2 separate regions of the Mus musculus genome follow, and region 2 is linked to region 1. Evidence: chromatin loops called from intact Hi-C (ENCODE). Cell type or tissue: left cerebral cortex. All regions are shown on one strand.

Region 1 (8,000 bases):
ATCCTGGCTCTGTCCCCTGTGCCAGGAACCTTGGGGAACAGACAGGGATTTGGCAAGATTCCTAGGAAATGGATGGCGCCCCAGTGAGCATTGTGGATAGCGTTCCCCAGTGTTGCCAGACACAAGGCACTGCTGTTTCTCGCTCCTCCTAGAGAAAGGAGGGCCATTTTGGAGCAGGGTTTTAAATGGAATAGAGGGGAAAGCAATCCAATTCCCGGCATGCTCAGAACTTCATAACACAGGGAAGAATTCACCTTCCTAAAACTTCTTCTTGGGTGAGAAGTAAGGTAAATCTGGGGCCTAATTCCCCTGATTTTTCAGACTTAGCGTAGGTAGAAAACAGATCCATTGCCTTATTGACTGGTATCATTAATTCGAGGTTAGGGACCCGCAGGCCTCTCTGGAGCAGGCTCGCCTTCTCCTGCCTGCCTGCATATTACCCCTCTATCATTTTTACTCCCTCTCTGACTCCTTTGATATGGTAATGATCTTGCACAAGAAAAGCCATTTTTATGTGAGTGCTTAAGGAATTAAAGGTGAGAGAGAAGAGGCAGGGTGTTCAGAAAAATGACAGATCGTCATTAAAATCTAAGTTAGTGTAGCCCCTGTGATGACAAAGCAAGCTAGCAGGCCAAAGGGAGCTACAGGGTAGGACAGGCGGGTGCCTCTGGTGAGCATGGGGGACAGTGTTACTAACTGGCTGGCTTAGTGCTCTGCTGCTGATGTGCGCTTGCTCGCGCATTGATTTCCCTCTGCCCTCCACAGACCTGGCTGCAGTTAAGCCTTGTGTCCTCCACGTGATGCTGAGCCGAATCAGATTTTCCTTTTAGTTGTTCGATCACATTTTCCTTCCTCGAGCTTAGAAAGGCACACTTGGGACTATATAGTAATTGCCTCCCCACACCGAACTGCTGATACCTTTATTGGATTGGCATAGGGTTTCAGAGGACTGTGTTTAACAGGCAGTGAGCCGCAGCAATGCAAACAGCTCCGGTGTTTAAACAAGCATCCATTAGGCCAGGAAACAAGGCGATGCCAGACCATTTGGTGCTCTGTAATACTGGTGGCTTGAGGTGAGCTGTGAGCCGGGCAGCTACGCCCCACTTTGGAGCCTGACAGGATGGGCTCCAAGGGGAAACGCAGGATTCCCAGTGTTAGAGATGGAGCCCATTCGCCCCAGGTTTCTAGAAGAGGAAGGTGAAAGGGGAGGGGACTAGAAGTGTTGTGGCTAGGGACACGTGCAAAACTCATTAATATCTCATTATGTTAGAATTGCCAACTCCCCACAGATTGGCTTGAACACCGGCAGTGGCAAAGAACGGACTGGAGGAAAGCGCGCCCCCCCCTCCTTTTTGCAAGCCCCAGCAAGCCCCCCCCCCCCCCCCCGCTTGTTTTGCACCAAGGGAGTGGTGGTGTTGAATTTGTGAGGGAAGGCTGTGAGGAAAACCGCACAGGAGCAATAGCAAGCTGCTTGAGGGAGGGAGGCAGACAGAAAACTGTGGTTTGTAAATACACAAAGTGGCCAGCTTCTGTGTGCCAGCCAGAAGGGGGAGGGGATCCGAGCAAGCCAGAGGCTGGGAAACCCGGCATTGCAGCATCCACCGGGGCCATCCTGAAGCCTGGAGGTGGGGGAGGGGTTAGGACTTGAGGGGAGCAGTGTGAGAAATGGGGAAAGGGCTCTGAACTTCTAAGGGTCGGGAAGAAAATGAGGGGTAAACTGGATCAAAAGGAGAAGAGAGGGCAGCAGGGTCCAGCCAGAGAAAGTTGGGGAACTGTGTTCTCAGGTGCCTCAGTTGAGTAAGTAGAGCACAGAGAAGATTCTAGAGCAGACAGACGGTCTGCCTTGCCTGTTTCCAACTGCAGCCTAACTGAGCCCAAATCAGCCCAGTCTCGATGAGGGTTAAGTACTCCACCCTCATGGTAGCTCTGTGGCCATGCCCTAGCCCAAGCTTAATTCCTGCACAGCATTTATCGTTCATCGGTATACTCCAGGATGCCAGCTCTGGGGTTGGAGCCTTAGAGATGGGAAGTTGGAGCCATGCACCTCAGACAGCAAGGTCCCTGCAGACCTTTAATTTTGCTGTTAAAGGGTCAGCTGTTTCTGTCTTCTTGGATGCATCTGTACCCTCCCTCCCTCAACAAGAGGCAATTCTGTAACAAGGTGTGCCAAAGTGTAACAATTGGCCTGTAGATTATTGTAGGGAAACACCTTAAAGTCATTTTATTAATATTCTTTCAGACTATTCATTTCTGCTTTTTGTTTTTGAGAGTATTTCCTTTCTTTTATTTTTTTCTTTCTTTTCTTGAGATGGAGTTTCAAATATACCAGAGTAGGCTGGAACTCACTGTCTATCCTAGGATCCCATGCCTTTAACTCCTGAGTTCTGGGATTCCATTCCTGCTTTATGCAGTGCTAGGGAAGGAACATGGAGCCTCATACACGTTGAGCAAGTGCTCTACCCACTGAGGTCTAGCCTAGGGGTAAGGTCTGGAGTGTCCTGGCTTGCTCAGGAAGGAAGGTGTTATTTAGGGAATCTCACAACTTCCAGCCCAGCGTGAAGGGAAGACAGGGCAGGAACTCAAGGCAGGAACCTGGAAGCAAGAAGGGACTGAATCAGAGGCCATAGAGGAGCTCTGCTTAGTGGCTTGCTCTGTCTGCTTCTAATAAAACCTGTCCAGGGATGGCACCACTGACAGTGGGCTGGCCTTTCCCACATCCACTATTAATCAAGAAAGTACCCCATAGGCTTGCCTGCCTACAAGCCAATCTGATAGAGGCATTTTCTTAGTTGAGGATCCCCTACTCCCAGGTGATCCCAACTTATGTCAGATAACAGGGAAGAAGAAGGAGAAGGAAGAGGAAGAAGAGGAAAAAGAAGAGAAAGAAAGAGAAAGAAAAGAAAAGCAAAAGGAACAAAACAAAGAAAATAACCACCTCAGGGAATCCGTACTCTGCCTTTGACCCTCGGATACTGAAGTTCTAGAAGTAACAGTGCTCACAGACCCTGAAGACCAAATGCATAGACACTCAGCCCTTGTCCTAGGACCAATCAGGGAAGGAAAGGCTATAGGTGTGTGACTGAAATCATGTGACAAGATAAGATCAATTTCCAAATCTGATTTGTGAAGACCCTTTGATCTGACTTAAAGGCAATATTTTTAAAGATTTATTTTCATTACTTATGTTACGTGTGAGACTGTATGAATGTGTATGGACAAATGAGCATAGATGCCCTTAGAGATCAGAAGAGGGTGTCACAGCCCCGGGAGCTGGCAGTGGTGAGCCACCTGACATGAGTTCTGGAAACTGAGGTCTTGCCCTCCCCCAAAGCAGTGGACACTCTTAACTGACTTAATGTCATCATTAGAAGCTGTTTGTGTTCTTTAAGGATAAACAACTTGCCTCAGATTGGGCATTAGTCTGTTAGGTACAGGAGTTCTTGCAATGAGCATTTTAAAATTAATGTATTTGATAATCACAATCAAGTTTATTTGAGTTTAAAAAAAAATAGTCATGGCATGCAAATACTGCTGAGGAACAAATTTAACAAGGCTCTTTTTTTTTTCTTCCAGTGTGGCCTCTATGGTAAAAAATAGTAAAATGTGACCTTCTAGGTCTTAAAATCCATTATTCTTTTGACCTTGAGGCTTTGATGCAAAAAGCAAGAATAACAAGAGGAGAATCAGAAAATGGCTTCCTGTCAGAAAAGCACACTCTCTGTTGTTTACACACGTCGGCTTTATTGAGCTTAATTCCATCAAGCTAACAAAATGGAGAAGCAATAGTTACAGCAAACGAGGCTTCCAAGGCTTAAGCTCTTGCAGCAGGTCCCAGTGTGGACTGCACCACAGCCCACAGGAGCCTGGCCAAGTTCCTCCAGCCATTGCTTCCTCCTGCTCTGTCCTTTCCAGTGGCATGGCCAGGACCCAAGCCTGGATTTGCACGTCCCCAGCAATCATTTCCCAACATCTAAACACACCTCCCATAGTAGCTTCCTCTGAAAGGGAGAATGGAAGTCAAGTTTCACCCAAACTTCCTATGGAACACAAAAGGCCATAACATCCAAATCGCCCCTCTGAAGCACGGGGGCTACTGAGACAGCAGAATTGCCGTTGGAAGCAAAATGGGATGTAGTGATTGGTTGAAAAGAAAAAAAAAGTGAATTTCTAGCTCTTTTCAGGCTCTTGCCATGAGTAAAACTTGAAAATGAAATATCAGAAAATCCAAGATGAGATGGGCCTTAGATCTTCCATCCCCCTCCAATCCCCCGCCTTTCAGAGAGGCCGTATCTAAACCATCCCAGATGGCTGCTCTATTTTTAAAGAACTCCAGAGAAGGAGTCTCTCCCACCTCCTCAGTCACCCATCTCAGAATCTCTTGTTCCTTGCTCCCAGAATGTTTTTTTTTTGAGAGCCTTCAGCAGTGGTGGGGACGGGGAGATTGTCTTAGGGACCCTTGGGGGATTTTACCCCAGGGTGCAGGGGAGGAAACTGTGGCTTCGGGCAGTGTCTCTCTCTCTTCACTGAAAGAATTCTCTCTAATCTTAGGATTTCAGTTTTGTGAAGGAGCTTCTTGAGGGTCATTCCAAAATTCTTGGGCTTGTGATCTGTATAGCACTTCCAAAAGGAGGAAGACTGAATACATATTCATGTTTAAGACCCAGGAGAAGAACATGTTTGGGGCTATACACAGCTTCCCCGGGAACAGACTTGTCCAGGAGACTGCTCATTCATTGTACCCTTTGTTTCTCCAGTCCATCCTGGAAACCACTCAGGGGTTGGCTGAGATTCGGCCGTCTAAGAAGTAACCAGGCAAGGTCACTACCACCGAGTCTACACTCCTGTGGAGAAGAAGGTGGCCCAAGGGGAGGAGTGACAGGCGAGGGGATTATACATCATGACAAGGGGCACCATGAAGATCAAACAGATGAAAGTGAGAGAAAGAGATGGCAGGGAGGCAGAGTGGCCAGGACAACCTCAATCCTGGGAGTCTGCCCCTCTGTACAGGCAGGGAACTGCAGAGTTAGCATAGGTCATAATTGTAAGAGAGCTTTGCTACAGGAGAGGGTGGGGCCAAAATGTGTAAAGCCAACCAGCATCTCCTAAGCCATGTGACAAATTTAACTTTGATGAATGTGAAAATCTGTAGAAATTTAGACGGAAAAGCGTGACCTGAATTTTTTTTTCTTTTTTTTGTTTTGGCTATTTGGGTTTTTTGTTTTTGTTTTTGCTTGTTTGTTTGTTTTTTTGGAGACAGGTCTTTCTGTGTAGCCCTGGCTGGCCTGGAACTCACTATCTAGACCAGCCTGGTCTTGTACTCACAGAGATCCCCCTGCCTCTGCTTCCCTAGTGCTGAGATGACTTGCAGAGGATAGACTGGAGAGGGTAAGGTGGGAATCGAAGTGGCCCATACATTAACTGAACTGAGGTATGTAGGAGGGTGGGGCCACCTCTGATAAAACCTTAGAAACTCGTAAGAGTGACAGGTGTGAGGCACATGCACTGGCCACGCCCAGGTACACCTGGCTTTAACAAAATGTGTAAAGCTCAAAACTTAGAGTCACTTTTCTCGTTTTCGAGTGATTTGCCTTGAGTGTCTGTTCCACAAATGGAAAATAATGTATGAGCCTTTGACTAAGAAATGCTAACGAGACACAGGAAACCTTAATAGAAGGCTCATAGCATTAGAAGAGGTCATTTTCTCCTAACTTCCACCCAATAAAAAAAATACCTTTACAAATCCCTGGCAGATGAACATGCAGCCTGGTTAGGGAAAGTTCAAGAGACAGGAAGCTCATTAGCCTCTGGAGGCAGCTGGATCTCCCTAATCGCTTTTTCCGCCAGCTCCTCCATAGATGGAGGATGGGGTCTTTTCCCTGTTACAAGGAACCATGATCTTAGTTTCACGTCTAGACCTACACGGGGTAAACTGAGTTCTTTTCGTACCAGGGGATCACCAGCTATATAAGGGCGAGCCATGCCCTTCCTGCCCTCTCACTATTCTCACTCTCTGTTTAAATATCCCGGACTCTCCCATGTGACCTGTTTCCTGGGTGGCTTTCCGTGGCACCTGATGCTCGGCCTCCCAGAGGCCACTGCAGCAGAACATGCCTGCATCTCCCTGGATTGGAGACCTTACATTCATTAATATTCATGAGTGCAGCCCAGAGTTAAAGGAGATTAGACATGACTGAAACCAAAGGTACTCGAGAGACAGTTTTCTTGACACAAAACACAAAACTTTACAGTTGTACCTAGCAAATCTTATTAAGTAACTTGTAGGAGTCTGGTTTTGAAACTTTTGGAGATCCGGCAGTCATACTAAGAATCTGATAAAAAGCTTTGGACTTCTTTCTGAAAAAAAAAAAGCGAAACAAAACAAGATCACAAAACTCTTATTAAACACCAAGCCATCTTTCTAAGCCTCCCACAAAACTCTACATACAACTTCTCAGGGTCTCCAGAGTTCCTAAAATCCATTTTTTGTAAGCCTTCATTTTAAGAAGTCAGCTGTGCCAATATTCTGTAATCCTGATTCTGTCATTCAGAGCCTTATGTCTGTATATCTCTGTGTCAGTGGCAGAACACCCACAGGGTGGGTAGGAACACTGTCGAAATCCTGCAGTTACAATCAAACTACTACAGGAAAGTGACGGAGTCTTTAGGCTCTATCAGTGGGTCATTTGCTTCTGTGACCTCAGCGAGCCTCTACAGACACTGGTCACATTGCCCAGCTTCACTGTGGAGGTGTGTTAGTCCACAGCTTTCATGATGGCGGCATGCCTTAGTAAAGTCCCCTAGAAGGAGAAAACTTTGTCTTGGATCACTATTATGAAGGTCTCCGTCCAAGGTTCTCTGGGCCTGAGGTTTTGAGTTGGTGATGGCTTAGTGAAGCACGGTGGTGGAGTGCGTGCTGGGGCTGTCTGCTCATTGTATGAGAAACAGAATGGGGAGGGGAAGACCAGAGAATCAACATCGCAGTGACTTCACTTGCTCCCATTAAAGCCCCACATCCTTAAGTTCCAGTTGTGCCACAGGCAGGCTCGCCAAGCCTTCAGCACCCGTGCCTTTGGGAGACATTTGAGATCCAAACCTCAGGCTGGGGAAGGATGCTCAGTTCCTAAGGTGTTTGACTCGAAAGCATGAGGACCTGAGTTCAGTGTCTCTGGAATCCACACAGAAAAGCAAGGCATGACGGTACACGTTTGTAATCCCAACACTGAGAACGCTGAGACAAGCAGATGCCTGGGGTGTGCTAGACAGTGGAGCCCACTGGGGACCAACAGGGACCCTGTCTCAGAAAGTGAAGTAGAAGGTGCCTGAGGGGCAGCACGGAGGTTGTCCCCTAGCCTCCATATGTACTACACACACACACACACACACACACACACACACACACACGTACATCTATGTGCGAGCCTTCCAAACCATGAAAAGGGGCACGTGAAATTTAAATATGTCAACAAGTGAATGTGACAGGGAGTGTGAGGCAGGGGCATCGTAGTGTGAAGTTTTGCCATGACAGCAGTGAGTTGCTGGCGGTCTTCTCTGACTTTAAGGGTTGGGGCTAAGGTGAACTAGAGAGCTCACAGCTGTCCAGATGCTCGTGAGCAGGTTGGGGGTTCCTGGGAAGTGTGTGATTCTGTCGGTGGCTCTGCAGCGTTCCTGGAAAGTGCTTGTCTGAGTGATCTGTCATCACTTGCACAGGTGGCTTGCTATGCGCCATGTCGTTCTCTTTGGAGTTGGATTAGCTGAACTCGTGACGACGTGCAGTTGGACCTCTGCAAAAACAGCTGCAGAGCTGGGTTGTGAGCACCGCAGAAGACTGTCTGGCCTGACAGGAAATCCACTTGCGGAGGAGAGCACTTCCTCCTGTGCCCTTGGAGGGAGCACTGTTCTGAGGGACAACTTCCTTTGCTTCCTCTCTTGCTTAAGAGCCATGCTGTCATTGGGGAATGAACAATGCCTTTCACTCTCAAGTGGCGAGGCCTACCATGGGA
Region 2 (8,000 bases), 97 kb after region 1:
TCCATACAAGCCAGTTAGAAGAAAATAATCCCCCTCATGTGGCGCTAGCTTTGCCCATATAGCCATCTAAATGACTGTAGACGTCATACCTGCCTTCCCTCAGCCAAAGTTGACCAGGTAATGTGATGAGAGACTGTGACGCTTCTGTGTTGGGAAGAAGCTGCCGAGGGTCCAACCTTCCTCTTAGTCTCACATCCAAGGGTTCACTTAAGCTGCTTGCGGTTCTTCTCTGCCTCCTCTCCCTCCTGCCTTCTGTGATCACTGAAGGTACAGAGCTTCTTCTCTTGCCTCAGTGACCCACACACTGCAGGGAGTCAGAGCCGCAGCCCCTAAGTTCTCTCCAGCTGGATAGCCTGGAGCACTCGCTGCTGTCCTTGGCCACCAAGACTTCTCTCTGTTGCCCTGGTACAACCAGATGCCAACTGAGCCAGAAATTATTTTCCCAGATGTTCATAAGTTCCCCCATTTGGTGGCGATTTCATTTTGCCCTACATTTTAGCTGTTTACCTGTTTGACTTTGGTTTGTGTCAGTGCTAAGAACTACAGCAGAAACCTTGTTCATGCCAGACAAACGCTGTATCACCAACCCCAAGTTCTCCAGCATGTTTGCTGGGAGCAGCAAAGGCTAAGGAATAGAGGGGATGTGAACTAGGAAGAGGCTGGGACAGATTCCTATTCTTCCATGGGCAGGCCAAATGGTTTCATACAGCAGGCACTTAATAAGCACTATAATTGGATATATACAACATACTGCATGAGTTCCAACTTGATACAGTTCACACCTGTAGTTCTATGTAAGATAGAGTCTTTGAAATTAGAAGGAGCTAAAAGATCCCAATTGTGAAGTCTATTCAATACCTATTCTATTCTATAGCTATAGCTATAACGATCGCTGACATTTTAGAGTGTGTGCTGCTTTCTAGGCTATAAACTAAGTTCCTTCCATGCACTACATTATTAGATTGTCCCAGCTCAAGGAAGTGGGCTTCGTGATGGGTAAAAGAATATTTTGCAGTGATTTCTCCAGCTCTTATTGATATTCAATGGTATTTGATCATTTTCCTATTCCTAAGAACCTATAAAATAAATCAATTCTGGTGAGCTTGGCTTTTTTCTAGTGTAACTGGAGGCAGTGATGGTACAGCCTCAGTGACTACAGAAAACGTCATCACCGAGGTTACTCTTGATGTGTATTTATGATCATACGCTGTGTGCCAGATACTTAGGAAATGCTGGAGACAGAAAATGGAGATTGCCCCTAACTTCATGGCTATATCAGTAACCACAGAAACAGACAGCAGTGAACCAAGCATGCAGACACTTAGTGATCGTCCCCAAAAAGTCGGTGCTGGGAAGAAAAGACACACAACACAGCTGTGAGTTTGAATAAACAGTGGACGGAGATGGGGCTCTGTCTAGAAAGGCTTCTCTGAGACCCGAAGACCAGTGGTGACAGTCCTGGAAGTGCTGCTTCAGGCCCAGCAGCTGGAGCATCACACAGGGACCTGCAGGAATCACAAGTGACTGGTTCCCTCAGACCCACGAAACCAGAGACTCCACAGTGGTGGCTGGCCAGCTTTGTTCCTTTAAGTCTGAGAAATCTTTTTTTATTTCCTTTGTGTGTGTGTGTGTGTGTGTGTGCGTGTGTGTGCTTGTGTACTTGTGGTTGAAGAGTATGTATGTTCTGGGTGTGCTCACACACACACACACACACACACACACACACACACACACACGGTGCATGTAGAGTCCAGAAGTTGACCTCAGGTGTCTTCATCCATCAATCTCCACCTTATTGACTGAGGCAGAGATGGATGCTGAACCCAGAGCTTGCTGGCTGAGCTGGTTTAGCAAGTTCGCTTACCCCAGGGATTGCTTGTTTCCTCTTGTGGGGCTCTGTCATTACAGGCTGTCACACCCCATGGCTTTTTGGTGGGTGCTAGGGGTCCCAGGTTTGTGTGGAAAGTGCTTTATCCATCAAGCCATGTCTCCAGTCCCTCTTTCTGTACTTTATCGTCTTGGGGTTTCAAGATGGACCCTCACTCTGTATTCCGGGCTGGCCTTAAACACAGGGCAATCCCCCTGCTTTGGCCGTCCAAATGCTGTGATTACAGGCATGTGCCACTATTTCTGTTTGTGTATGTTGCTTTTTAATGCTTTTACTTTTTATTATTAACACATAGTAGCTGCACATACATACAGGATACAGTGTGACATTTCAACACATGCATATAATATATAATGATCCATTCAGGGTGACTGTCATATTTGTCACTTCAGACAAAGGTCACCTCCTTCTCTGGGGAAGAGCCAGAGTCCTTTGTGTCAGCCATTTTGAAATTTTATGGAACGGCTGTCAGTTGCTGTTGTACCACAGTGCTAAAGAATGTTTAAAGTTACTTCCTCCTGAAGGGCCCTCCTCGAGCCATGAGCATCCTCTCCCATCCCTCCTGCTCCTGATCCCGGGCTCAAGTAACCATTATCCTACTCTCTGTTTCTGTGAGAGCAACCCTTTAGCTTCCGGGTATGTGTGAACACGATGCTGTTCTATTCCGGACTTATTTCCTCCATTCCAGCCTTGTTGCCATGAGTGGCAGAAGTGTACATTATACAACAAAGCAACCTTCCACTATTATGCGATAAGATAGTGTTGCACAATGTTGTGCAGTAAGATAGTGAGACAGCTAGGAGATTGGGATGGACTCTGAAGTTTGGGGACCAGTACTCAAGCCTCAAAAGTGGTGTCGGGATGGGCTAAGACAGAACGTGGTGACTAGGAAAAAGCGTGTCGTGACGTCCTAGGGCTTAGAGGGACACAGCTCATGGGCAGGGAAAAGTGAGGTGGGGTGAAGCTGGGAAATAGTCTGGGGTCACGTCATTTCCAGGATTCTACCCGCTGTGCTAACAGTGAAGAGAGGCCGCTGAAGACTGACAGGCAGGCTGTTCTAGTGCAGTTGTAGTTGCATTTTTGGAAACCTCCATCTGACCACACAGCTGGTGGAGGGGAGTGGGCACGGAGAGAATTATTTGGAAAGAACTTTAGCCCTATAATTTGAAGGCTGAGAGAACGGGGTGAGAAGAAAGAAAGACAGGAGTAAGTGAATGGAATTCAGTACAATAGACACCGCGCCCTGGAGGCCTACAGTAAGGGCCTTGCTGATATTGGAAAATGGACCTTGAAGGAGAGGGATGTATTGGTTGGAGCCTAGGTTCCTGACTTTTAAAATCAGAGTGACATTGATGCCCATAGGCCCTGAGAGAATAGACTGTCAGAGGAACGTCATGGCTGGGGTCTGCCCTAGAGGGATCCTGCAATATCATACACTTGCAAGGAACTAGAAAGAGGGAGACCCGCCCAGGAACTCTAAGGCTACAGAGGGACCACCTCAGCCCTTCCAAGGGTAGAGCGTTAGCGTCTGGGGCGACAAAGCAGTTGAGCGTCCCCCTGTCATTGTGGCTGCTTATAGCCCCGGTCTGGGAAAAGGTAAAGCTTAGGGGAACAGAAACTTGGCCTTTTCCTCATTTTCAGCTTTCCAAACCAAGCAGAGGCGGGCCATTTTCAACAGACACTACTGCCAATTAGAAGAGGCAAAAGACCAGCACAAAGTAGGCTCCCAAGATCTAGCCAGTTGAACTGAACCAAAACCATCCGCTTCCTGGGCCCCGAGAAGGTGCAACATGTCACAGGTCCTCAAGGAGAAAGGGGCTGGCAGGGAGGACCCCTGCATGAGAATTAAGACCTCTGTGACCCCCATCTGTTCCTCCTCTCCTCTCCCTCCTCTCCTGCTGCCATGGAGACCAGTCTGGAATGGCAGTAAGCCTTATGCCCCAGAGAAAACAATACAGTGTTTGAAGAGTGGAAGTTGGCCTCTAAGCACAAGCTCTGTCGCCCATCCCCCACAGCCCAGGATTCTTACAAAAGGCAGCTTTTTCCGCTAGAGGGTCAGAGCTCTGCTGTCCATCGATCTGCGTCCACTTTGTCCCTCGCTACTTCCGACTTGTTCATTTTTGAACTCACACCACACAGCCTGAGTGTCATGGGTCTGTTTAGTCGGAGAGGTGCTGATGTGACCGCGTCCCTTCTGCTCAGTGGCACAGAGCATCCCGCTCCTTTTTGTGTCTTTGAACCGCTGCTGTTGACTCACAGGCTGGAGCGGTTGGGCTGGGCTGAATTAGAAACAATGTAATCAACATCTCTATTTTTATCTCTGCTCTCTCCCCTCCCCACTGACTCACGGTTCTCTGTCTCAGAGCCCGGGATCTTAAAAGACTTGCATTAGATCCAGGGTGAATACGCACAGATGTGGTGTTTCTGCCATTCAAAGCCAGGAGTGGTTTTTCTTTTTCTTTTTTTTTTTTTCCTGATGCACTGGGCCCACACGTCAGTAGTGTTATTTATTGCCGTTCACTGCCATCTTCTTTGTGGCTGTGTTACAGCTCAAGCTGCCTTTCCCTCCTGAGGTCTAAGATAAATTTTGCAGACAAGGGAGGAACCCGGGTCTGATTTCTGAAATGAATCTTCAGAGAAAACTTCAGCACTGAACTAAAACTTTTAACTTTTCCCAGTTAATTCGGGAAGCCTGACCTGGAATCTACAGAAAGCAAAAACTAAATACAATATAGTAGTAGGTCCCCCCCCCCAAAAAAAAACCACCCCAACGATGAAGGATCTTTTTTTCCTGCCTAGACTTCTGCATGTTGATGTGTATTTTTAAATTTTTAATTCTATAGACATAGATATGCTAAGTGCTTGGAATTCTGAAGCCTTAGATTTGAGTCCCAACCTGATATTGCTTGCTATTTATAATCTTCAGCTGACAACTTAATTCCTATTTTTAAGATTTTTTTTGGTTTTATGATTATGTCTGCCTGAATGTATTTATATGCATCACATATGTGCAGGTGCCCACAGAAACCAGAAGAGGGCACTAGATTCCCCTGGAAGTAGATATACAATGATTGTGAGCCGCCCAGTGTGGGTGCTGGGAACCCAAACTGGGAATTCTCCAAAAGAAACACTCCTAACTGCTGAGCCATCTCTACAGTCCAAACATGTCATTTCTCCATGTCTTACTTTTCTGTTTTGTGAAATGGAGTTTGACCTCTCAAACATACGTTATATATCTTATAGAATTGTTCTGAGGATTAAAAAAAAATCTAACGAAAAAGCTTTAAAAATCTAGATTTCGTGAGGACTTTAAAACAAGGGCCAGCACATAACAATCTGTCCAAAAACAAATTAAAAAGTTGGCTATTTTCGTGCCTCAGGCCATATCTACCCGACTTAAGAAAAGTAATTCATCTTTAAAAGAATTTTCATGGGCCAGGGTGGTAGTTCAGTCAGTAAGGTGCTCAGGCATGGTGACCTATTTGGTCCTCACTATTCACATAAAAAGCCAGCCGGGGTGACCTGTGCTGGGAAAGAGGAGCTATCCTGGGACTCAATGATGAGCCAGCCTAGCCTACTTTATGAGCTCCAGGCCAGTGAGAGACCCAGTCTCAAGAAATCAGGTAGGCAGTGTGTGAAGAACATCCAAGGTTGCTTTCTGGCCTACACACACACACACACACACACACACACACACACACACACACACACTCTCCTTTAACAAGCACAGAACACCTCGGGATGTTGCCTTATCTATTCCAGAATTTATGAGCCATCCTTCTACAGAAACTAAGGGAACCCTGTGTTACAGAACGGACCTATTTTTCTTTCTAGCATAAGCGCAGCCTCTAACTCCCCAGTCTGCCTTTCCTAGAATTTTATTCTCATTTCATCAAAATTGGTTTTTGTGTTCTGTATCCAAGGGTACTTACACGTTCTTCTCCAGATAATTGTATTTTACATGCAGTGACTTTTTCTTGGCTTAGCTAATGTCACCTCATTAGACTAGACTCTAATGATGCTCTTTCTTTTCTACAGTGCAGCCATGACAGTAGCCTGGGAAACTCTCTGCAGAAGTTATCCTTTCTCTTCACCTGGGTCTCCCCATCACCTTGAGCCCTGCACACTTTACTAACTGAAGGGTTAGAATCCAAGGAGGGAGGTTCACAGAACCCCAATGCAAATAAAAGTCAGGCAGTCTCTGGAAAGCTCCCAGCCGCCCTGTGCGTCCCAGAAACTGCAGTAACCTAGTAGGTTAACACATCTTAGGAGTCACACCCTCTTTGCAGCTATCCCCGCTGTTCCAAAACTGCCTGAACCACAGAGCTTCATGCAATGTGCCATACCTGCACCACCGCCACAAACCAACACTCTGGGACTCTTGGGCACAGATTCAGAGAGATCAAGGTACCCGATCTCCCGTGTGGGAAAAGCTCACAGGAGGGCAGCGGAAGCTTGAGGCAATGAGATGCATCCTGTCACCGTCATCCCATGTAGGGGTTCAAGGCTAACTAACTACTTGGGTCTTTTGGTATTCAGCCTGTATCATTATCCAGGCACCACGTTTATATGAGAGGTTACTAAGTGAGTGTGATGAGAAGGGTTGGTCCTCACAACTCTCTCCTTTCTATCTTGTTTCTGCTTCCCAAAGCTTTCAAGTATTTCAGCTGTTTCTTCTGGGGTGAATCTGTTTCTAAAAGTATCCCCGTGGTTGATCCTTCGTTTCTCAAGCATGGAACGCAGGGAATTGTGCTCAGCTCTTCCACTTCTCCAGCAAGCTTCCTCTCCCCCTCCTTCGAAATTATAACTCCATGTATATTATACATTATATATGTATATATGTGTGTGTATATATATATGTATATGTATATATATATATATATATATATCACATGTCTAGGTAAGGTTTGTATTAGTGTGCATATGAGTCTGTGCATTCAATAGCTAAATAAATATTTTTCGTAAATGAGACAAATAGTGGACTTTGCCAACATTTCTACTGGGTACAATTTAGGACTTTTGTATCATTGCTGGTTGTTTTCTGTGTTGTTCACTCTTTGCCTCCTGTTCCCAGCCGTAAGCCATCCACAGAACCTTCACCTTTTGCCATTCATTTGCAGACATGCGATACAGGATGAGTTTCTTTGTCTTCAAGGACACTCCTGTGCCCTTCAGCTTCCGTCTGCAGAGGTGCTAAGATGGCTGGGAGCCGGTGGCAGAGCCCTTTGCTGCATTGCTCCTGTGTGGGATCCCTTGCTTGCAGATTCCCCGTCTCTTCTAGCTCCGTTTAGAAACCCATTTCAGGGAAGTGCCTTTTCTGATCACTGCCTGACTGCTATAACTTAGAAAACGTGTTCACTGGAAGGAGCTGACAGCAAATTACACTTCAAGGACTTTATTAGGAGAGAGTATGTCACTGCCGTGCGCAACCATGGTTGGACCTTGAGTGGGAGGGGCTTAGAAAAGATGGAACATTGTACTGCAGACAGTGCAATGAGGTCTTGAAGGGAGAGGGAGACATAGAATCATGGCTATGAGCAGCCATGTGGCCTACTAGACGATATTAGGAGCCTCTAGATCCTTTGTTCCCTTCAGATTCCTATGACAAATGGCATTTCTCTGTCTTGGAAGGTTTCAGGGCACCAGGGTAAGTCCCACACCATGTGACCTTGCCTGACCTAACCTATGTACCAGGAGCCATGAAAGCAGGCAGTAAGTAGGACCATGAGCATATCTCACATCTGTAAGGACGATGGGCAGCCTGCAAGGCCACATCTGTCCCAGAGAGAGAGGCAGGGAGCAGGGCCTGAGGGAAATGGGCAGCTACAGGTCTTTGATCTAACGCTGAGGAGAGAGGAGAGATGGTTTTTTGAGCACTTGCACGTGGGGAGGTCGATTCATACTTAGTCTAACTGAATGTAGGACACCAAGCTGCAAATGCCTTTAAAAAGGAAGTCTGAACCTCTCCATGCTTCACAGGAACGGAGGTGAACCGCCTCTGTTCCTGTCAGAAAGCTGACTCTGCCCCATTCAGACCCCCTCAGGAAGCTTCCAGAAGCTTCCCATTCAGACCCCCTCAGGAAGCTTCCAGAGGCTTTCAGAAGCTTCCCAT

The links. Hi-C counts contacts between places; a loop is a spot of excess contacts. Peaks named below come from ENCODE experiments on the same cell type or tissue, not always from the same donor. Only the 100,000 strongest peaks of a DNase experiment are listed, where the experiment ranks them.
Region 2: a loop joins it to region 1, with 2.0 times the contacts of the local background. A loop is called at or near these places in 2 of 42 quality-filtered maps.

What each region holds. Positions count from the first base shown.
Region 1 is chr3:51,881,993-51,889,992 of GRCm38, reverse strand. The region is part of intron 1 of Maml3 (mastermind like transcriptional coactivator 3); the gene reads left to right. Among named protein-coding and RNA genes, the nearest start is that of Gm46803, 180 kb to the right of the region's middle. In left cerebral cortex, no CTCF peak of the experiment used is centred here; DNase peaks (open chromatin) are centred at 1,493, 3,898, 4,298, 7,874 and 2 more places; H3K27ac peaks cover 1,636 bases.
Region 2 is chr3:51,785,074-51,793,073 of GRCm38, reverse strand. All of the region lies in intron 2 of Maml3 (mastermind like transcriptional coactivator 3), which reads left to right. Among named protein-coding and RNA genes, the nearest start is that of Gm46803, 81 kb to the right of the region's middle. RefSeq lists an enhancer at 1,205-5,222. In left cerebral cortex, a CTCF peak has its summit at 4,947 (motif pointing right); DNase peaks (open chromatin) are centred at 3,936 and 4,157; H3K4me3 peaks cover 740 bases; H3K27ac peaks cover 1,315 bases.